Regions from separate parts of the Mus musculus genome. Here region 1 is linked to region 2. A link is a loop called in an ENCODE intact Hi-C map of the cell type or tissue named here. Cell type or tissue: gastrocnemius. All regions are shown on one strand. Each heading gives the region's core, and the rest is flanking DNA. Links, peaks and the distances in the headings are about the cores only.

Evidence for each region. Hi-C counts contacts between places; a loop is a spot of excess contacts. Peaks named below come from ENCODE experiments on the same cell type or tissue, not always from the same donor. Only the 100,000 strongest peaks of a DNase experiment are listed, where the experiment ranks them.
Region 1: it touches region 2 in a loop (2.7-fold over the local background); 5 of 42 quality-filtered maps call a loop at or near these places.

What each region holds. Positions count from the first base shown.
Region 1 is chr17:64,680,455-64,690,765 of GRCm38, reverse strand. It overlaps Man2a1 (mannosidase 2, alpha 1), which reads right to left. Exons shown (of 22, transcript NM_008549.2): 12 at 9,141-9,211. Among named protein-coding and RNA genes, the nearest start is that of Dreh, 82 kb to the left of the region's middle. In gastrocnemius, for the core only: no CTCF peak of the experiment used is centred there; DNase peaks (open chromatin) are centred at 5,082, 5,426 and 8,602; H3K27ac peaks cover 1,339 bases.
Region 2 is chr17:64,597,364-64,607,674 of GRCm38, reverse strand. It overlaps Man2a1 (mannosidase 2, alpha 1), which reads right to left and starts at 6,026. Exons shown (of 22, transcript NM_008549.2): 1 at 5,805-6,026. The coding sequence starts at 5,939. In gastrocnemius, for the core only: CTCF peaks have their summits at 5,270 and 7,553 (motif pointing right); DNase peaks (open chromatin) are centred at 5,750, 6,204, 6,967, 7,550 and 2 more places; H3K4me3 peaks cover 4,130 bases; H3K27ac peaks cover 4,691 bases.

The sequences.
Region 1 (10,311 bases), core at 966-8,965, 83 kb before region 2:
TTACAGAGACCAGAACTCAGGTCATCAGGCTTGTATAATGGGTGTGTTTATCCTCTAAGGCATCTTCAGTGGTCCAGAATTAAGTTTTAGAAGCAGTCCTCTTACTTGATATGAGACGTTTCTTTTATTTTTGTGTTATAACCTGCATATCTGTGGTTACTTTGGTCATCTGTTGGATCTTTTTTTAATCACTCCATTCTTTCAGTGGAAGTGTTTTCAATGTTCAACAGAGACTAAGTAATTGTTATTTTTCTTTGCTGAGCTGGTGTTTGTAATGTTGGGTTCAATCCACAGTAGTAACCTGAGAATAGAACACTATCTCATAAATAGTCATTACCAAAAGGTAGGCTCACTATGAAAATTCAAGAGCAAAGCAGGACAGAGAAGTCCTGGTCAATACAGCTGGGTATTATACAGAGGCCAAACACATGTGATGTGAAAGAACTGATGGGGATAGAATCTAAGGATCACTTCTTGCCTGCTCATGCTTCCAGTCTTGACTATGACTCTTTCCCTGTCTCTCATATACATGACAAGCCTCTCAGCAGTTTTTGTGACATTCAGTCACAAATGCAGTCACAATTGTAGTTGGTCCTCTATAGTCCAGTTTCAAATGCTGGCTCCACCACTGGGCAGTCCTTCTTGATGTCAGTAAATCTACTTGCTATCTCTTCCTGTGACCATAAAAGGTTCTGGCTCAGGCTAGATTCTAATAAAATAAAATCCTTGTAGTTTAAAGGAATTCCATTGGTCACATTTCATATCATGGTCCCATAATACTTGCTCCAGTCCCCCACTCCCCCCAAATGAAGCTCTTGCCAGCAACCAAACTGCGTGCTCACCTGGCTCTTTTAAAAATGGCATCTCTGCTATTCCCAATGAGTGCCAAGGAGAGGGTTTTCTTAGCATCTTCTCCATCTGCCACATGCTACTTTTCACGCCTTTCTCCAGCCCACTCTCTTTCTCCCCCTCTTTAAAATGTCTCCTTCTTATAGCCAACTGGATTTTCCATCTCTATTATGTTGTAGCTTTAATCACTGGCCAGCTCTTGGGAGGGGAGAGCTCTCTAAACTACACCACTCCCTCGCTAATGGACTCTGGATTTTTTCTCTGTTCTTCTTTGTAAAGTTTTCTGTTTTGCTTTGCTAGAAAACCAGAAAAGAGTTTCTTTTTGGGGTTTCATCTCACCTCTCTGAGAACTGTCTAGCTTCCAAGAGCTGTCCATCAGTCTCCTATCTGTGTTCACTACCTGTTGTTGTGTCCTTTTTCCCAATAGGAGATCAGGACTTTGGCTTGGAATCCTGCCCTCCATGCCTACCCTCTTCCTGCTCTGTGCATCTCTCGATGGTCTTTCATGTCACTTGCAGTTTAGAATCCCTACTGAACATCCAGTCACTATCCCCCTAACAGTTTTCACTTTATCACTCCCCCTTTTTGATACTGCCTAGCCATTTAGATTTTTTTTTTAGGTTTTTCTTGTTGCCTCTATTTTAATTTTCTAGCTCTAATTTCTTTCTTTTGTTAATTCTGTGTAGTATTTGAGACTAAGCCCAGGACTTAAACATACTACACAAATCACTCTGCTACTGAGCTACATCTCCAATCAACCTTTTCCTTTTTAGCTTTGTATTTCAGTATGCACATCTTTGAGGTCAATGCTCAGGTTTCACGACGTCTAGGTAGCTACTTCCTCTCTTTAATGTTCTCAAAATAAATCTTTTAAGAGGTAATTTGTTTCATGTTTTCTTGTTTCCTACTTCCAGTCATTGCATAATCTACTTCTGAGTTTTCCACAGTTTTTTTCTCTTCACTTATTCTCAAGGCAGTAGACCTCCACCCACCCAGAATCTGTATCTGCTTAGGCTCCCTTCGTCTTTTCTGTCTTAATATTAGTTGAAGTCCTTCTAGATGGAGTTAATCTGACAAGTATTTTTGAATAACCTACAATGTGTCAGGCATCTGCCAGGGAATTTACTGCCAGAGCAAACTACTTTCTGTACCCATGGAAATAATATTTTAGCAAGGGAAATGTATAGCAGGAAATGGAAGGGAGGAAGAAAGTTAGGAAGGAGAGAGGGAGGGAGGGAAGGGGGAAGGACTAAATCATTTATATAAAGAATATGAAGAATATAAAGAAGACAGAAAGGAGTACCAGCAAGCTCACAAGCAGATCCAGCCAACACCAAGTTGCCAGAAGGTTAGCATCCAAGATGGCAGTGCCTGATTGATATTCAGTCTTCCACCTCAGCACAGGGGCTCTGAACGAATGGAGCGCTTCTCTCTTCAGCACCGAGCATCACATCTGGCCTATGCTGCCAACAACAGCAATTTCCTAGAGCAAACACTTCCCTCAATCATTGATCTAACATCAGTCTCATCGTGTTTCTAACTCATTTATGCCTCGCAGATTCAGTTTTCCAATTCATTACAAAATACACTCAGTGAAAGCATTGTGATCAATGTGACCAAGGCTGGCACCAGATCTGTCAAATCAAAGAGGTAAAGTCGACCTGTAAGTGTAAGCAGCGAATCCTTAGATAACTATTCTTAGCATTTTACTCTAGCATAAAACACATGAATGTGTATCATATTCTAAACTACTGATGTTAGAGCAAAGCCTTTGCTTTGATAATGAGACTACCAATTGAAGTTTTATATATTACTTTCTACATAGCCAAATATATAAAACCAAGTATTAAGCTTGGGTTTCGTACAGTGCACTAAGAACTTAGATACTGAGCAATCTGATGATAGATTGTGTTTATCTTTTTAGGATTCTTCCCATATCTTATTCAGTCATTTGGCCAATGTTCTTCAGTGACTCTGTTTCATGGACTCGTTCCAAAACAGACAACTTAATATAAAAGAAGCTCTTTTCTATAATTTATTAGTTTCATAAAAATTAATTAAATCATAAAAAAATAACAACTCAAAGCTTGGTGGAAAGAAATACACTGGACTTCCAAGTACCGCAGACCCAGACAAGGACTGGAAAGTACCATGAAGTAGAGACTGCTCAATAAAGGCTTTAGGCAAGGAAGAAAGGGGTGCATCTACTTCTTAAGAAAGCAGCGCCTTCCCGTATAAAAGCACTCTACTCTTCTAAAGACAAGATACCAAGTTTTCAAAGCTATTGGGGTAAAAGTTCAGAAACAGGAAAAGGTTTAATCTCATACTTGTATCTCATGACTCACACCTTTATTCACTTCCAGCTGCTGGGTGGGCAGGTTTTCTGTCCAGTTCCACCAGTGTGTGCAGCACAGACTGTGGGGATGGGGTCACTGCCAGTGCTCCCGAGATCTTTTTTTTTTGGTTTCATGAACACTAACAGAATTTTCAAAAGAGGAAAGTCAAATGGCTGAGAAACACTTAAAGGAATGGTCATGATCCTTAGTCACCGGGGAAATGCAAATCAAAAGGACTGTGAGATTTCATCTTACACTTGTCAGAATTGGCCAGGTCAAAAACACAAGCGACAGCTCATGCTGGCGAGGATGGGGGATTACAGAAGACACTTGTCTGATGTTGGTGGGAATGCAGACTTGTCCAAGCACTATAGAAATCAGTAAGGAGCTTCCTCCAGAAGCTAGGAATCGATCTGCCTCAAGATCCAGCTATACTACTCTTGAACATGTACCCAAAGGATGCTTTATCCTACCACAGAAACACTTGTTCAACCATGTTTACTGCTGCTCTATTCACAACAGACAGGAACTGAAAACAGCCTAGATATTGCTCAACTAAAGAAAGGAAATAGAAGATGGGGTACACTTATAGAATGGAATATTACTCAGCTGTTAAGAAAATGAAATTAAAGTTTCAGGTAAATGAATGGAACCAGGAAAAAAAATCATGCTGAGTGAGATAACCCAAACCCAGAAAGACAAATATAATGCATATATTTGTTTATATGTGGATATTAGCTATTAGATCAATGATAACCAAGCCACAATCCATAAAACCACAGAAATTAGGAACAGAGGATGGTGTGAAGGGATAGATGGATCTACCTAGAAAAGAGAAATAAAACAGATGGTTATGGGTGTATGGGAGGATCAAGAAGGGATGGCAAAGGAAGAAGAGAATGAGGAAGGAAATCAAGGAGAGACAACTAAAATTAAGAGCCATATGAAGAGTAGTATGGAAACCTAACACAATAGAAGCTTCCTCAAATATATACACGAAATATAGCTATGAAGGCAATCTAGACGAAATCACAAAATAATGAGGAAAACAAAGCCATAACTGGCCATCTCTTGTCACTCAATGAGGCTTCTACAACAGCATTAGGTTACATCTAATTGACTGATTGTCCTAAAGGGTCCCATGGGAAATCTCCAAACAACCAGGCTGTTGCCAACATTACAGGTTGTTCTCCACACACTTGATAACAAGGCCCCTTGCCAAAAACAATGCCTATACAACTTACTGAACATGGAGAGAAACAAACTACTCTATGGGAAGGCTGCAATCCCATCTGAAATGGCCAACAGAAGATTAACTCAATGGCACCATCTTTGCAGGTTCCGTGTCTCAAAGTGTCATGTCAGGGCTCTTCCTTTCTTATTTATTTATTTATTTATTTATTTATTTATTTTTAATTTTATCTGGTTGTTTTTAATTTTTATTTTATATATTTTTCTTTTATTTTTACCCTATAAGTCCCTGTTGTATATTTTATCACTTCTAGTTCAGGGTTTCAATGGGATTCCTGAGTGTGCAAATGACTGGGTCTCCCTTGAGCATTATCAGATGGCTTCCTCTGGCAGCTGATGGGAACCATGACTGCATTACCATCAACATCAGATGAGTGTTTTCTCTAACTCCACATCCTCCCCTACACATGAACAAAGTATAGAGAGTGAAAGGCTTTGAAGTTCTCAGTCCTGAATGGGATATCTTCATCAACCCTCTTTCCTCAGGGATCTATGTGGCAAGAGGAGGCATAATGTCTCTAACAGACAGAGAGGCTGGAAGGCATCAAGGAAAGAGGCCTTCCACCCACAACACATGAGCTCACAAAGTCTGGCAGAGTGCACATGCCCTGTAACAGGTTCAAGCCAAATAGCTTCTGGCATGGAGAGTGGAGATGTTGACACAACCTCCACCCCTAAGCAAGGAGCTATCTGCAACTGATGCTACTTCCAAAGGAAAAATCAGTCTTCTCCAGTGGAGTCTCGGTGTGTACATTACTGCACCTCAGGGCCGGCCCATGCCCAGGACAAGTTGGCCAACACAACATAAGCTCAATGGTATTTTGTAAAACTACTTGCTTTGTCTGGGTAGACTTAAGACTCCTTCAGGCACTCCCTCTTAGAACTAGACACTCTGGAGAGGACATGTGTAAATGACTGCTGGCAAACGACTGACCCCACATAAACCCTCACCCACAGACAGCTGCCATTTCCAGCCAGGCGAGCAAGTCTGCCAAGACATTCGGGCCTGCCAGGCTTGGTCTCAATCTCTGCCCTAAGTGGAAACTGGCCAGCAGTTCTCCAGAACCCTGAGGTATAATAAGTTGTATTCAACGTGACACAATTGAGATGACTTTTGTTTTCTCGTTGTTTTTAAGGAAACAGATTGCTAAATCATGACTATTTGTCTTACTTCCTACAATAGGCAATACATTTCCTGGAGAATGTTATGAGGAATGTTTTGAGAGCACTGTTTTTAAGTAGATGCCACCAGTACTTGCAGTTAATAAATTATGTCTATAAAAGGCTGAAGACAAAAGACTACAGTCACTCAAAACAGAAAAAAAAAAAAAAAAAAGGCAGCTAAGGACCAGAGAGCCAGATGTCAGGAAGAAGGGGTAAAGTTAGAAGACTACATTCACAAAGTACTGGAAATGAACAAAAGTGAGGTCAAAATGAATTCTGGGGCCAGTACACAGAATAAAGGAAAGCACTTGTTTAGAAAACCAGAGGATGCTACTTGAGACTGCGGGAGGTGCCCAGGAGTGGTTGTCCAACCAACAGAGGGCACGGACAATATGCATGGTGCGGGTGTGCGCTTTCGATCTCTCTCTCTTTCTCCACCCTCCCTCTCTCAAGTAAAAAAGTGAAAAGGGAAGGAATGGGAGAAAAGAAAAATATGGGATAAGAGGATTATTTGCCAATCAATGTCTTACTAAAAAGTAAAACCACTTTCAGGTAAATCTGTAATGGTAGTTTAAATAAATTTATCTCAAGCTAAAACCATCTGCCATGGTTTGAATGTTCTTATATTAAGTAAGTAAACAGTGTGGAATGCTGAGAACCTGAAGATCTGTTTGGGCAATCAGGGCTTTGCCATCATGAGCGGACTGCCTAGTATCAGAGGTTCACTATTGGAAAGCAGTTTCTGGTAAAATGTTGCATTTGCCACCTCAATCACTTGCTAATCTACCATGGGATGACTGACTCAGCAGTTTGGGATGACTGACTCAGCAGTATGGGATGAATGACTCAGCAGTATGGGATGACTGACTCGGCAGTATGGGATGACTGACTCAGCAGTATGGGATGAATGACTCGGCAGTATGGGATGACTGACTCAACATGACAGGATGATTCAGCACAAGTCCATCCTAAGACGCAGCAAATCTGCCTTGGACTTTCAAACCTCCAGAGCATGAACCATTTAGATTTATGGTCATTAAAATTCAGTTTTCTGTTGCAACATCACAAATGAAGTAAAACGAAGCATTTACGTGAAATTTTTCCATTCTTGGGTTTATGAAGTTATTATTACATGACTTTGATTCTTAGTGCTGTTTCAGAAAATCCACCTTATATAAAAGCTGCCTTTATAAATGGTCATGCAACAGTGCATGGCCTTCTGGCCTGCATGATGATGAGGTTAACTCTTGTTTTTCCTGAATAGATGAAATTCAGTCTTCAAGTCACCTGACTTACCCGCACACCCTGCACTAATGTCCTTGGAGACACTACAGTCAGTTTCTTAGAAAATAGAGTATAGGAGAAACAGAAAGAAAAAAATCTTTCTGAAATCAAACATCCCTTGGGACAATTTATTCAAGGTTCCTACATGGTAATTCTTATGTATTTGCTGCTATACAAAATCTATGAATTCCAACTCACCAAGCCTTGGGAATTAACCATGCACAGCAGGTTACTGATGTCACTGAAGTAAATTATGTTAGGTCACAGTCACAATTAATAACATGATCACCAACATGATCAACTTCATTTGCATGCATTATTTAAATTTATATAAGAATTCTTTCTACTGCTTTCGCATGATCAACTCTCTAAGGACTCTTTTTAGAATTTATTTCCTAGTGGCCCACATAATATTAATACTACATATAACAGTTTACCTGTACCAAATGAATATGAATATGAATACACACACAAACACACACACACATATATATGCGTGTGTCATCTTCCCCACTGTAAATGTTTTGTTTATTTACATTAAAAATCTGCTAAGTTCAAGAACATTTTAGAAGATTTACAAAGAATACAAAAAACTCAGTACCTCAATTCTAACATTTTCCATTTAGAGACTCAGAATAGCTATTACCTCACAGGACCAGAGAAGGGAAACTGTCAAGTCCTTCTACTCTAAAGGCCATTGACATTCTTTTAGTTCTTTGGCAATTTTACTAGTATATTAACAACTAAGGTAATTTGTAGATACCAAGTAAAAACCAAATTTTAAAACAACAATGAGAAAGTAGATATGGTCATGAGGTTCTCACATACGAAACTGAGACAGAAACAGAACCCAACAACGGGATTACAGACGCAGCGACGACGACCTATGGCAGAAAGTCTATGAAGAGAAACCATGGGTGAAAACGTTGACTACATAGGAGTTGGCAAGGGCATCTTTTACCAGATCCTTAAAAATTCTGTCTGTGCTAATATGTGAGTGAAAGCCCGTCTCCTTCTCTGGAACAGCTGTGCATTGTGTTTCTCCCTCTGATCTGCTGAGACACTAGCCTGCCTCCACCGACCACAACACGTACCCAGAAAGGGCAGCAGGACCTGCCACAGTCACCTGGGGAAGGACTTAGAATCCTTAGGGCCAGCAAAACCAAAGATCCTCCCAGGTCAAAACAGAAAATAGGAAAATGGTTACTGTGATGATTCCTGAAGCCAAAGGGCTTACTATTATATGATGATTAAAAAGCAGACATCTAGCCTCAGATGCACTCAAGAATTATTTCTTTTAAAACAAAGAAAACATTTCATAGTTGATGTTTCTCCTATTCCATTATGCAGTAAAATATTTAGTGCCCTTAGGGGAGATTTTAAGCATCCATGTAGCTAAAGAAGCCCCATTTCTTGTTCTCAGGTATGAGCCGGGCAAGGCTCTGCTGGTGAAGCCGTTGAACACTATGGGCTTTGTGAGCGCTTCACCACAGCCTCAACCTCACATTCATCGTAATGGTGCTCTCTTCAATGGTGCTTTATTCATTTTTCATAATTTTAATAAATCATACTCAGCTAAAAGTCATAAATTGCCTTTAAGATTCCTTTTACCCTTCAATGTGTAAGAGTTAACATTTCTCAATAAAAATTAAGTCATGGGCAGTAACTGTGTACTCTCATTCACTAAACACAGAAGCCTGGGAGGGTGCCAATGCAAACAGCTACTCTTTTTTAGAAGTCAGAGGCAGCCACCCTTAATCCTGGCTTTTGTTTAATAAACAACTTGACTGTTAGCTTCCGTGTCCACCAACAGAGCCGTGGCCTGATCAGCAGCAAGGCAGTCAGCCTATGAAAGCATAAGAGAAGGAACCTTGGTCTGCAGTAATTAAATTCCTTCTTTAGAAGAATTCACATTGGGCATTAAGGAAAATCAAGAAACTTCATAAAAGGTTACTGCAGATATCTGACAACAGTATCAGAAAGACAAGGAAATACTTGGGTCACAAGCTACACACTTTCTGTCACTTGACTTCCATTTATAAAATCATTACAAGCATAAACACAGGAATCTCTTGTGGCAACTTCTTTCTGAACACAGAATATGACAGTCATGGAAGAAAGCCTATTTCTTCAGAAAAAATTTAATTGATTAGTAATTGATTTAATGAAAAGCTTCCTTGAAGTACACAGGCTGAGTAGAGGTCAGAAGCACAAAGGCCAAAGGGCCAGGGAAGCGAGAAGGAGTCACACACTTACCTTGGCTCCTGTGCGCTCAGTTGTATTATAATTTTTTGGGGCAGAGAATCTTGTGAACTTTGCTTCGTATCCTGTTAAAAGAAAAAGCATAGTGTTTTTCAAGTTTTACTTTTTAAAACTAATCATCAAAATTAGCTAGCCAATGCTACCTTGCAAAATTTTAAAAAAAGAGCACACCAGAAGACAAAAATTCTCCTTCAAAGTGCATGGAGCATGCTAAGACTCAAAGCAAGTAATCCTGATGTGTGTGTGTGTGAGAGAGAGACAGAGAGACAGAGACATACAGAGAAACAGACAGAGAGACAGAGAGAGAGAGAAAGACAGAGAGAGAGACACAGAGAGACAGAGACATACAGAGAAACAGACAGACAGACAGACAGAGAGACAGAGAGAGAGAGAGAGAGAGAGAGAGAGAGAGAGAGAGGGAGAGAGAGAGAGAGAGAGAGAAGCAAAAAGAGAACATCAGATTCAAGAACATCATGCATTACTGGGCAAGAGTTCACAATGGCACAATGAGTTGCTCCATTTTAGAACCAAATAAATCTGCGAGCTTGAGAACATCCTCCAACCTTTGTGTCCTCTATCTCCCATCCTTAGGAAACAGACATCCTCTTCTTGTGGTTTTTTTTTTTTTCACTTTAAAATGAAAATTTGTAATCATGACTTGATTACAAGCATCCATCTAAGAAAATCGTGAAGCTGCATCGCTAATTCCAAATGTATAATTTCGAATTGCATATAAAATTCCAAGTCCCCAAATTCATAAAAGATACTAATGATAACTAAGTTACAACTTTAACTCTCTGAGGCGTCAGGAGGAGGAGTAGAGGATGCTAATCAGCCTCCTAGATGGCTCTTCCCAGACAAAGAGCAGCATAGCCCTTCCGTGCACTTCCTGCTGTAGTAGCTCTTCTGCTCACAACAGCACAAGCCAAGGCAGGTATTCCCTGCTATGCTACAGATAGAAGATAATGAACTAGGAAAACTCTGTCAAGGCCCCCACAGTCAGGCTCTGTCAGAGGCTAATCTCCTAATTCTGTGGTTCTCAACTTGTGAGTCATGACCCATTTGGGTCAGCCTCTTTTATAGAAGTTTCCTAAGATCATTGGAAAATGCAGATATTTACAATATGATTCATAACAGTAGCAAAATTATATTTCTGTAGTAGCAA
Region 2 (10,311 bases), core at 780-8,779:
TATCAAGTCGTCTTCTGAAAGGCATCAGGTAATAAATGTTTTGGGGTTTGTGGCCCAGAAGGTTTCTGCCCAGCCATTTATTTGACTGTTCTAAGAGGATTCACACGCAACTAGCTATGGACATGAAATGAAAAGAAATATTAAAGATGTAAAAATCCCTTTTAGCTGTGGCCCTACAAAGACACGAGGCCAATCATCTACCTCACAGTTGGTTTAGGCGTAAGGACAACAACCTCAAGGCTTCCTGCTCATCTCCCATCCGGTCTTTAAAGACATTGTTTGGAAGGCAAGCCACAGTGAACACTTACTTCCACAGTTCCCCACCCCACCCGCTTCTATGCATCTCAAGGAGGCACTCGAAATGCATCAGCCAGATCATCACACTGCCCAAAAAGAAATCCAAGCTGAGAGAACTTCAGACTTTCAAATAAAGCTTGCAAATGATCTATGTATCTTACCTCTAAACAGCAAGGAGAGTAAATCGAGGCTTCTGCCAACCTCCAATGAACTTGGAGAAAGCAAAGCCACCTAGGAGCTACGATGTGAACAGGTCGCTTTTATCAGACCGTGTACAACCAGGTGGCAAAGGTAAGTTAACCTTCCATTTTTTTCTTTACCTTGTGCACGAACATGATGTATCTGTATGTTTTCTGTAACATATTGTGGTCCTAGATATGTCACTGAATTTTATGTATCCAGAGGAAAAAAAAATACAGTATGAATATGTAAATATACCTCTTATCCTTCTGAGCATTAGAACCAGGGCCTTTCAGTCTCACTCTCCTAAAGTGGAAAATACCTAGAAAGTACACTGTGTTAAAAAAAAAAAAATAGGCCTTTGTCCAGACCATAGCCAAACTGATTTTCAGTAGGGACAGTAGTCCCCCCAAACCCCAAACAGAGGCTATTTATATCTAGCAGATGTCTGGGAAGATTTCTGATTGCTACAAATGAGGACAAGAAAGAAGACAAGTGGCTGCCAGTATATACCAGGAAGAGAACGGAGTACTGCCAGATACCCTACCACACAGACGAAAGCCTCAACACCAAAGAATTATCTGACCCAAGTATCAACAGCAAAGAGTTATAAAGCCCTAGAGTGGAGGAGGAAAGATAGCACATGCAGTTATAAACCCCAGCACCTCTACACGGGGGTTTCCTTAGGAGATACTGTTAGGCTTAGGATACTTTGTTAGATACTTGTTATCTGTATAAAATGATATGACCTTAAACACTCTCTCTCCAATATTCCATCTAGTCTTACTCAACAGTTTATTCAAGATAAATTACTTCTTCTGTATCAGGAGGCAACACCAGCAGCATCATTAAAGGGCAGGGTGTGAGTTCCACATCAATGCTGTCAATTCTCAAAGTCTGAACTGGAACATGGTTTCAACCACGAAACTAGGAAGGGCTTAGGGAGGGCAATTAAAACCTGTTTGGATTCAAGTGTTCTGCTTCCTCCCTTGATCAATCTTCTATCAACTACTATAAAAGGAGGTGAGGGTCTCCACTTTACAGCATTCCTCTCTGTAGTTCTGGAGAAACACTTACAATCAAGAGGCTGCCTCATGGGGCACTTGACCCCAAAGGAACAAGGTCCAAAAATATAACGACCCCTTCAGAAATCAGAAATCTGCTCACCAGAGCAGATGAATACCCTTTGATTTTCTTAAAGAGTTTTCTATAGAAATAGGGAAACAACCAGGAGAAGCTGAGGTCTCTGAACAGAGAAAACTGGAGAATGGGAGGGGCCAGCAAGTACCACCCCTCAGTTTTTAGGTGAATGTTCTAACATCACAAAACCAACAGCAAGCTCAGAGTAAAAACCATACAGAAGTGGTCACTTCATTAGTGTTCTGTCCAGAGCCCAGCAATCCCTTAAGGCTAATGAATGACTAATGGAACAATCCCCTTTCAGTGAATGCAATCATGACACCTGTTAATAAAAGCCTTTGGATCAGACATAGCCAGGGCATCTGGCCCACTTTATTCCCAGAAGCTCAAGTCTGAGACCTGTGCTTTGCAGAGGAGTCCCAGAGACTACTAATCTCGGAAGGGGATGGAGAGGGTCCACCTCACAATACTTGAATTTCTAATCGTGATTGCAATCAGAGCTCCATCCCTTCCCAGAAGTCTTAGATCTCAACCATTATAGCCCAGGAACCCAGGCAACCCCCCTATTATGCTCCCTAAACAAACCCAAGCAGCGAGGGCTGTTGTCCTAAATACAGTACAGCACTGCCCGGAGGGGGCAGGGGGTAGGAGATCATTTTTATTAGATATGCTTCAGACTAAACAATTTATAAGAAACAAGGATACAGCAGCCGGGCGATGAAGATCTCATCACACTTACTGCTGTGGATCAATTTTTATTAACACGTTCTTTGTGGGACTCAAAAATCATGGGTGTGGTTTTTGCTTCTGTGAGGGTGTTGGCTTATGTCTACATAGCTTAGGCTGGCCCCAGGACATGCACCAATACTCCTGCCTCAGTTTCCCAAGTGGTATGAAGCATTTAAGCATACGTCTATATATACATCTAGTTGCAAGATCCTGTGTTTTGTTGTGTTTTGTTTTTTGTTTTTTTTACAGCACCAAAGTTCTTATCATAACAACTTTCAAATCAACTACTTCAACACGTTTTCACTTTTCTCACTTGATAAATGTTCTCTGAGCCCAAAGATCAAGTCTGGACTTGGCCTGTACATTTTCATGACTTTCCAACTTCTGAAGAGATGTTCAAAAGCAACATCAGCCCCTACATCATGTGATACACTAGTTAAAGACCGACTCTCTGTTATAAAAATCCTGATTCCTTGTCTTAATACTCTAGATAGCAGCATGAGCCTAGTGGTATTTCTATTGTGCACACGAGATTGCCTGTTGGAATGGCCTGCCCTTCCAGGGAGATGTAAACATTTCTCCACCCAGTCTGCTGACTTTCTCATAGCTAGCATAAAGTATTTTCAAGGCATTAGGTCTGGCCCACCTCTCAGGCAGACTGGAGGTTTGTTTTTGCTTGGTTTTACTTTTTTTTTTTTTTTTTAAACTGAGATCAAATAACTCTAAAAATGTAGGCTACCTGCTGCCTTGGCCATAAGGAATTCTTAAAGTAACACTCAAGAGAAAGCCCTCTAAGGGTTCTTCTTAGGCAGGCCAAATTTGGAGGGAGGGGGGCAGGGGGAGGGCATGAGGGGCAGGGGGCGGGGCATGGATGAGGCGGTGCCTACCCTTGCCCCAGGACTGAACAGGTGGCAGGAAATAAGAGTTGCTAAAGAAGGTAAATGAACAAAAGTCCAAAGAACAACAAAAAACAGATTGCTCTCACCCGGGGATGGCCTAAAACTACAGTTTGCAAACCAAATGGACCGCATACCTAACTGAAGTTTCCACATCAAGAGAGAGAAACTAGAATGGACAAGATAACCTTTCTGGTTGAGTGGATACAGGTCACCAAGCAACCTCAGCATACACTGACCAAATTAGCTCTACTGAAACTCAAGAATCGCACCAAAACCTGTTCAAGAAACGGAGGGCAACATAGTTTTACAATGCTGGGGATTGTTGTGAAATTAAGGTTAACATACAGTGCAGACATAGAAATAAAATGAAAGAATGTGCACGTTTGGATGCTCTGCTTCCTAATGGTTTGCATCGTAATAATGTTTGGCTGTAAAAGTAAATTAGAAGACTCTCTGGGAAAGCGTAAATCTGAAGCCCTGAAAAGGACCACATTCATTCTGTCTTCATACTAGAGCTTACTTTTCCGGGGGTGGGGGGGTGGGGGGTGGATCATAAGCTAAGTCACCACCAGCAAGTCTATTTCTGTTCTACACAATTCCGACAACAGGCAGGCTGGAGCCCAGTTCTAGCAAGACAGCTTTGTGACTCTGAGACTATACTCTGAGAGCTGCCTGTTCAAGTCCCAGACTTTGCCTAAGCGACCTTGGGCTCAGGAAGCTCCCAAGCCTCAGTTTCCCACCAACTGAGCAGTAGCTGGGGAGATAGGTTCATCACATGAAGTTAATGGTCAAACACGTGAGACTTACGAAGAGGGCTTATGGAGTTTAGCTACTGGGAGATTCAGTGGCCCACCTATTCTAAACCTTCTCTCTACAATGAAGTCCAGATAAAGCACAGAGGATGCCACTCCCAAGCCCCCCCCACCTCTCTCTCTCTCTCTCTCTCTCTCTCTCTCTCTCTCTCTCTCTCTCTCGGAACAGACAACGCACCACTTCCTAAGGTCACCACCACCGCTCTGCCAAATGCTGTACACTCTAGGCAAACCCTCAACTTCTCAGTGAGCTGGGGGTTCATACGAAAATGGGAGAACCAACTGCCTGAGATGTCTCAGTAACAGAATGAGTCACTCGCTGCTTTAGAAACAGAGGGAAATGTCAAGGTTGCCAGAGAACCCCATGCAGATGTTCGCATAAATCATGTTCAAGCGATCACCCAGCCAAAGCTAGAGGACACTATTAAGACGTCACTGGGCAAGAGGAGTTCCATTTATATATTTCGTGCAAAGAGAAAACTCTGAAAATGGGGTTGGGGGGAGAAAGGTACATTTAACTCCAAAATTAGAGAGCATGTGGGACAAAGCTCAGATCTCCCGGGCCCTGGCTGCCAGTTTACTCCAGCCTTTGCACAAGGCCGGTGCAAACTCCCAAGTTCAAAATTTAAAGGCAGCAGAGAGCATGTGTTATATATTTTCTCTCTGTGCTCTATAGGGGAAGCAGAAGCTGTAAACATTTGGAAACATCTGTCTGTGGCCAGCTTTTTATTTCCACACTTCTAAAAGAAAAAAATACTTCTAGTGCTGTGTACTAATGACAGAATCCGCAAGTCCTCGTTCCGATTTCATTAAATTCCCACCAAGCCATTGACCCTGGCATATCAGAAGAAATGGCAAGGGCTATTTCCAGTCATTTAAACTGTCATATTAAAAGAAAAAAAAAGGCAAAACATCAGCCTTATTCGGGTAGGTTGTAGATTGCTCTGGTCAACTAGTTGTTAGCTTGTCAACACTTGGATTCTTCGGATTTCTCCACACATCTGCTTCTACTAAAATGTATGTGTGTCAACAGAGAAAAGCCGTAAAGGCCACTCTCAATTGCTACGTGGTCACCTCCCACACAGAACCTATTGCATCCATTTCTTGTTATTTGCTAGTAACTTTTCCTGAAAGACTTCGGGTGGGTCGTTTGTTCAACTCCTCTGCCAGCTGGACCACCCCGCAGAGAACTGAGCGCCGCACAGCTTCCAGTGAGAGAATAACAGGCGCTTCCCCACTCTGCTCCAAACCAACCCGAGGTAACAGCTGAAGCATGACGACACTAAAATCAACCCTACTATCCATATCTCAAAGGGCTGCAACAGGAAATAAACTTTTTTATCTCTTAAGAGACAGTGAAAGGGAAAGGGGTCAGAAACAGAAATCTGCCTAGGTGGGCTGTGTTTAATCAATTTCCGCGCCTCGGTGCGTTCAGGGATCTGGGCGGCCTCTGGCAGCTTTAACCCTGAGCTAGCTTAGGGGCGACACTCACACCGGTTCCCCACCAGCAGGTGGCCGAGCCCACTTCCACAGGCCCGGGTGCAAATGTGGGAATATGTCCTCTTTTGCCCGGTGCCAAGGCTGCCACCGCATGACGCCCAGCACTTTGCAAACTCAGCGGTCCGAAACCTCAGCAAGCCGGATGAGGCTCTGCCGGTCGTCGGGTGCGGCCTCACCCTGCCCCGGTGCCGAGAAGTGCGAGCCCCGGGACCAGCCCTCCAGCTTGCGCCCGCCACCAGGTGCTTACCTGCGGAAAGGAGCCCTCCTGGCGCGGGCCCCGAGGGTAGTCCAAGTGACCCCTGTCCAGCATCAGGTAGAGTGAGAAGATTACGACGCAGAAGATCGCGCTGCCAAACACGGTGAACTGGCGACTTAACTTCATTTTCCTCGATGGACTCGGGGCCAGGACGCGGTCCTCACCCGAAGGAGGCAGAAGACTGAGGACTCCAGCCGGCGATCGCCGAGGGCTCCCTGCTCCCGGCCGCACACCCTTCGCGCGCTACGGCGCGGGTCCCGGCTGCGCTCCGCACCTCGTCTCCGGAGCCACCACGCGCCCTCGGCCTACGCCCTGGCCCGCTGCCCTCCCCAAGGCCGGCCGTCCCTGCAAGGCAGACTCCTGGAGAGCAAGGCAAAGGTCCCCACAAACTTGCTTTCCTGCAGGATAGCGCTACCCGGTAGGGCGGTCGGAGCAGTCAGAGGAGAGGTCTCTGCCCGACTTCCTGCCACGGGCCGGCACGACTGAGTCGGCAGGAAAAGTTTTCTCGACAAGGGCAGGCGTGTCCTCCGCGCCCAGAGAACGCGCGGGTTCCGCGGCTCCGGGGCCGAGTGTGCGGCGCTGGGAGCAAGGAGCGCGCGGAAGAAGGAACTGGACCTGGAGGCGCCGTGCCCCACAACTTAGCGCCGGGACACCCAGGCCCACCCCCGCCACACCGCCCCCGCGTGCCCGCCGAAGAACCCCTTCCTGCCGCGGCTACTGCGGGGGCCCGACCCGGGTGCACCCTGTGCGCCGGAGCGCTGCAATCCAGGACTTTCCTCGGCGTGTGCGTCCGATCCCCGGCCTCTCCCGGCCCCCGCCGCCCCTACCTTCCCCCTCGCGGGCCCGGGCTGCACGCGGAGGGCGCAGGGGGCGGGCAGCGCCGGGAGGAGGCAAGCCGAGGGAGGAGGAGAGGACCGTCCCCGGAGAGGAGCCCGCTCCAGCTGCAGCCGTGGAGCACCCCCTCCTTCCCGCCCCGAGAACGCGGAGATGGCGGCGGCAGCCGCGAAAGGAAGAGCCGGTTCCCCAGCGCCACTCGGCGCTCCTGTACCGCCCGCCACGAGCCGGAGGAGACGGCGGCGGCGGCAGCGGCGGCGGCGCAGCGGCCGTTGGGTCAATAGGCGCCCGCAGCCCTGGAGCTGGGCAGCCGGCTGGCCCCGCCCCCTCCCGACGCGCCGGGATGAGGGGGCGGGCCCCCTGGCGCCCAATCACAGCGCGCCGCCCGCCAGGCCCGCCCAGCGCCTGCCTCACTGGGCCCTGACAGTAGGAAGACCTCAAGAGGCTTCAGTGACAAGGGAGGCGGCTTTGCAGGAATTGAGGCCAGCAGAGAGGTGCCTCCAGGGCTCCAGCAGCCTAAGGTCCAGAGCGACAGTGGTTCATTCCCCAGATTCCATCCTCTTGTCGCGTCTTCTATCCTGGAACGCCCAGATCAGCCTGCCTTGGAAGGGTCTGTGCAGGGCTGGAAGGGGAGGTAGACAAGAAATCTGAGGAGCCTAAAAAGGACTCATCTTTTCCTCTTGCTTTTGGCGACATCCTGGTGAAACCAGGGGAAAAGGGAGGCTGACAAAGCCTCTTGTAGGCAGATGTAGACATCTGGCGACAAAATCTAGTAAGAGGGGGATCTAAGAAATGCCTGTACCCACTATTGAATTATGGTCTCAAGCTCCAAATTCGCCCTTTTCCACTACTCTGTGAAAATGAATCTGGGCCTTTTAAGGAGGTTTCTCTTCACCCTTCTGGGACACTGTGTCAGTAGAGGGTGCTGAAGAGACATTACAGGAAATAAAGGAACTTGCTTCCTGGTTCTAGTACATCTGATAAGCAGTTTCTCCTAGCATTCCTGACTTTTTCAAGTACAGAGCTCCCCCCTGGCCAACAGTTCTGTAATGGTGTTGGTCGTGGATACTTTCCTGGCACCCTGTTAACAATGTATAGCAAGTTCGGGAACAGTATCAGAGTGATGCCTGCTCTTCAATTAACCATACTGCTGTCTCCATAAGGTCTGTCTCTTAGCCCTTGACTGGATGGGAAACCCATCTTTTGGGGGCCCTTTATCAGTCCAAGAGGTAACTATAAGCCCTGCTCTCCACAGTTGCTGTCTATAGTCTTTCTGGTTTTCTTCTTGCTAGGAAATTCTTGGTTATTTAACTCCCTATTAAAGTTAAGAATTAGTTTTACTAAGCCCTCCGTGTCCAGGAAGTAGTCCCAAGAGAGACCCATAAAGACGGATTTAAAGGTCAGATCGGTTGACTTTCGCCTCAAGCTCCTTGCCAACGGAAAATAGAATGATAATTTGGGTCATGAAGAGCATCACAGTTAATTAAGCCATCACCTGTGGTTGATTCTGATGACGTGCCAATGGAGCGAGTACATGGGGACTAGGTGACATCAACGAAAGTGACTAAATAACAATGGTGGTGGTAGGCATTGGAGTGCTTGCGAATGCTTATAAGAAAAATGGCAAGTCCCTGTCTATCAGCTATCCTTAAGGTATGAGGATCAAAGCGATTCCTCTTGTAGCAAGGAGAATTCTATAACTGAAGATCAAATGTTCTACTTTGGTTTTAGAGCCACTGAACTTATTGTTACTATTGAATTCTCAGACATGGCAAGGTTTTTTGTTTTTGTTTTTGTTTTTGTTTTTCCTTCCTCTAAAAAGTTGATGGGTTAACTTGTGATTGATAAAATCCTAAAATTTGGAATGAGTTAGCCAAGGCTAGGACTAGCAGTTCTGTTCTCTGTGACCCATCCCATCCCCAGCACAGACTTGTACAGTCAGACTAAGTCTCCCTTGCCAAGCGAAGCAGGGTGTCATTCTGTGGCTAAGCAGACCAGGTTTCCTTTGCTTAAAACCCTTGTCGTTTTGGACTGGAGAGATGGCTTAGTGGTTAAGGACACTGGCTGTTTGTCTAGAACAGTGGTTCACAATCTATGGTCTCCACCCCTTTGAAGGCTCCCTTTCACAAGAGTCACCTAAGAGTCTCAGGAAACACGGATATTTTACATTATGATTCATAACAGTAATAAAATTATAGTTATGAAGTAGCAGCAAAAAAAAAATGTGTCTAGGAGTCACCACAACATGAGGAACTGAATTAAAGGGTGGAGGTTTTAGGAAGGTTGAGAACCACTGGTCTAAAGAAAGGACCTGGGTCCTGTACCCACATACAGTCAGCTCAGTAGGCCATCCCTCAGTCTCAGAGGATTCTAGTACCTTCTGGTCTCTTTGAACACTAGTACCGCATGTTGTACCCAGACTTACATGCAAGTAAAACATCACTATAAGCCGGGCGGTGGCACACGCCTTTACTCCCAGCACTTGGGAGGCAGAGGCAGGTGGATTTCTGAGTTCGAGGCCAGCCTGGTCTACAAAATGAGTTCCAGGACAGCCAGGGATACACAGAGAAACCCTGTCTCAAAAAAAAAAAAATTGTCATCTTTCAGGTTTGGGGGTTGTATGCATTTTTTTTTCCTAAAATACTCATCTGTTCAAGAAAGTCTACCAAAAGTGATTGTCTTTATCTGGGCAAATTCCTTGACACAGAATTCACATCTTTCCTAAAACCACCACAACCAACTACCTGAGAATATGATCCCATTGGACTGTGTGTTCTTGTGGAATAAAATGAAGCAATGATTCATATAACAAAATAATTACAATTGTGTCTAATATATGTCAGCAAAAAATCTGGGAACAATGCTTCGAAATGGTTTCTAAAGATATGAGGCCATGAAATAAAGACTGTAACACAATGTAGCAAACATGTATTCCTACTCTGGGCTGGAAGGATGCCTCAATGTTTAAGAGCACTTGTTGCTCCCACAGAAGGCTTGGGTTCCCAGCACCAATCTGACAACCTGGGACACTGACTCCAGCGCCAGAGGACCTGACGCCCTCCCGTGGCCTCCTGGGGTACTGTATGCATATGATGCACAGCTATACCTGCAAGCAAATGCACTGATGTGCAGAAAATGAAAGTCGATCTACTTTTAAATGTGTTTCTACTCTCAAGCATTCAGCTCCCGCAACCCGAGGTGACTTGACTGGTGGATAGTGTATGAGACGGAGATGCCAGAGCGTCATGGCATGGAGTGGAAAAGGAAATTTAACAACTTAGAGGAAAACAAATACTGTTACTAGATTTATCACATGTAGCTTGCAAGCCCATGCCCCAGCTGTGCTCCATGCAGTGACACAGAAGATATTACCATTATTGAAGTTTTGAGACGGATGGGGGTGGGGGGTGGAGGTACTCTGTGGATTCTCCCATGGGCCAGGCATGGCCCTAGATAATGGTTCAGCTGACCTCCCTGATTTTCATGGAGATGACAGGAGTCCAGAATAGCAGAGTCCAAGCAGTGTTTAAGCAATAGACAGAGTAGACTCATTTGTCTTTAGAGTAGCAACCTACCCGGGCCCACGAGAGATGTCCTCAGAAAACAGCATATAGGCAGCTAAAATAGGATGTCACTTATTTCCAACAGGCAGGGTTCTAGATCA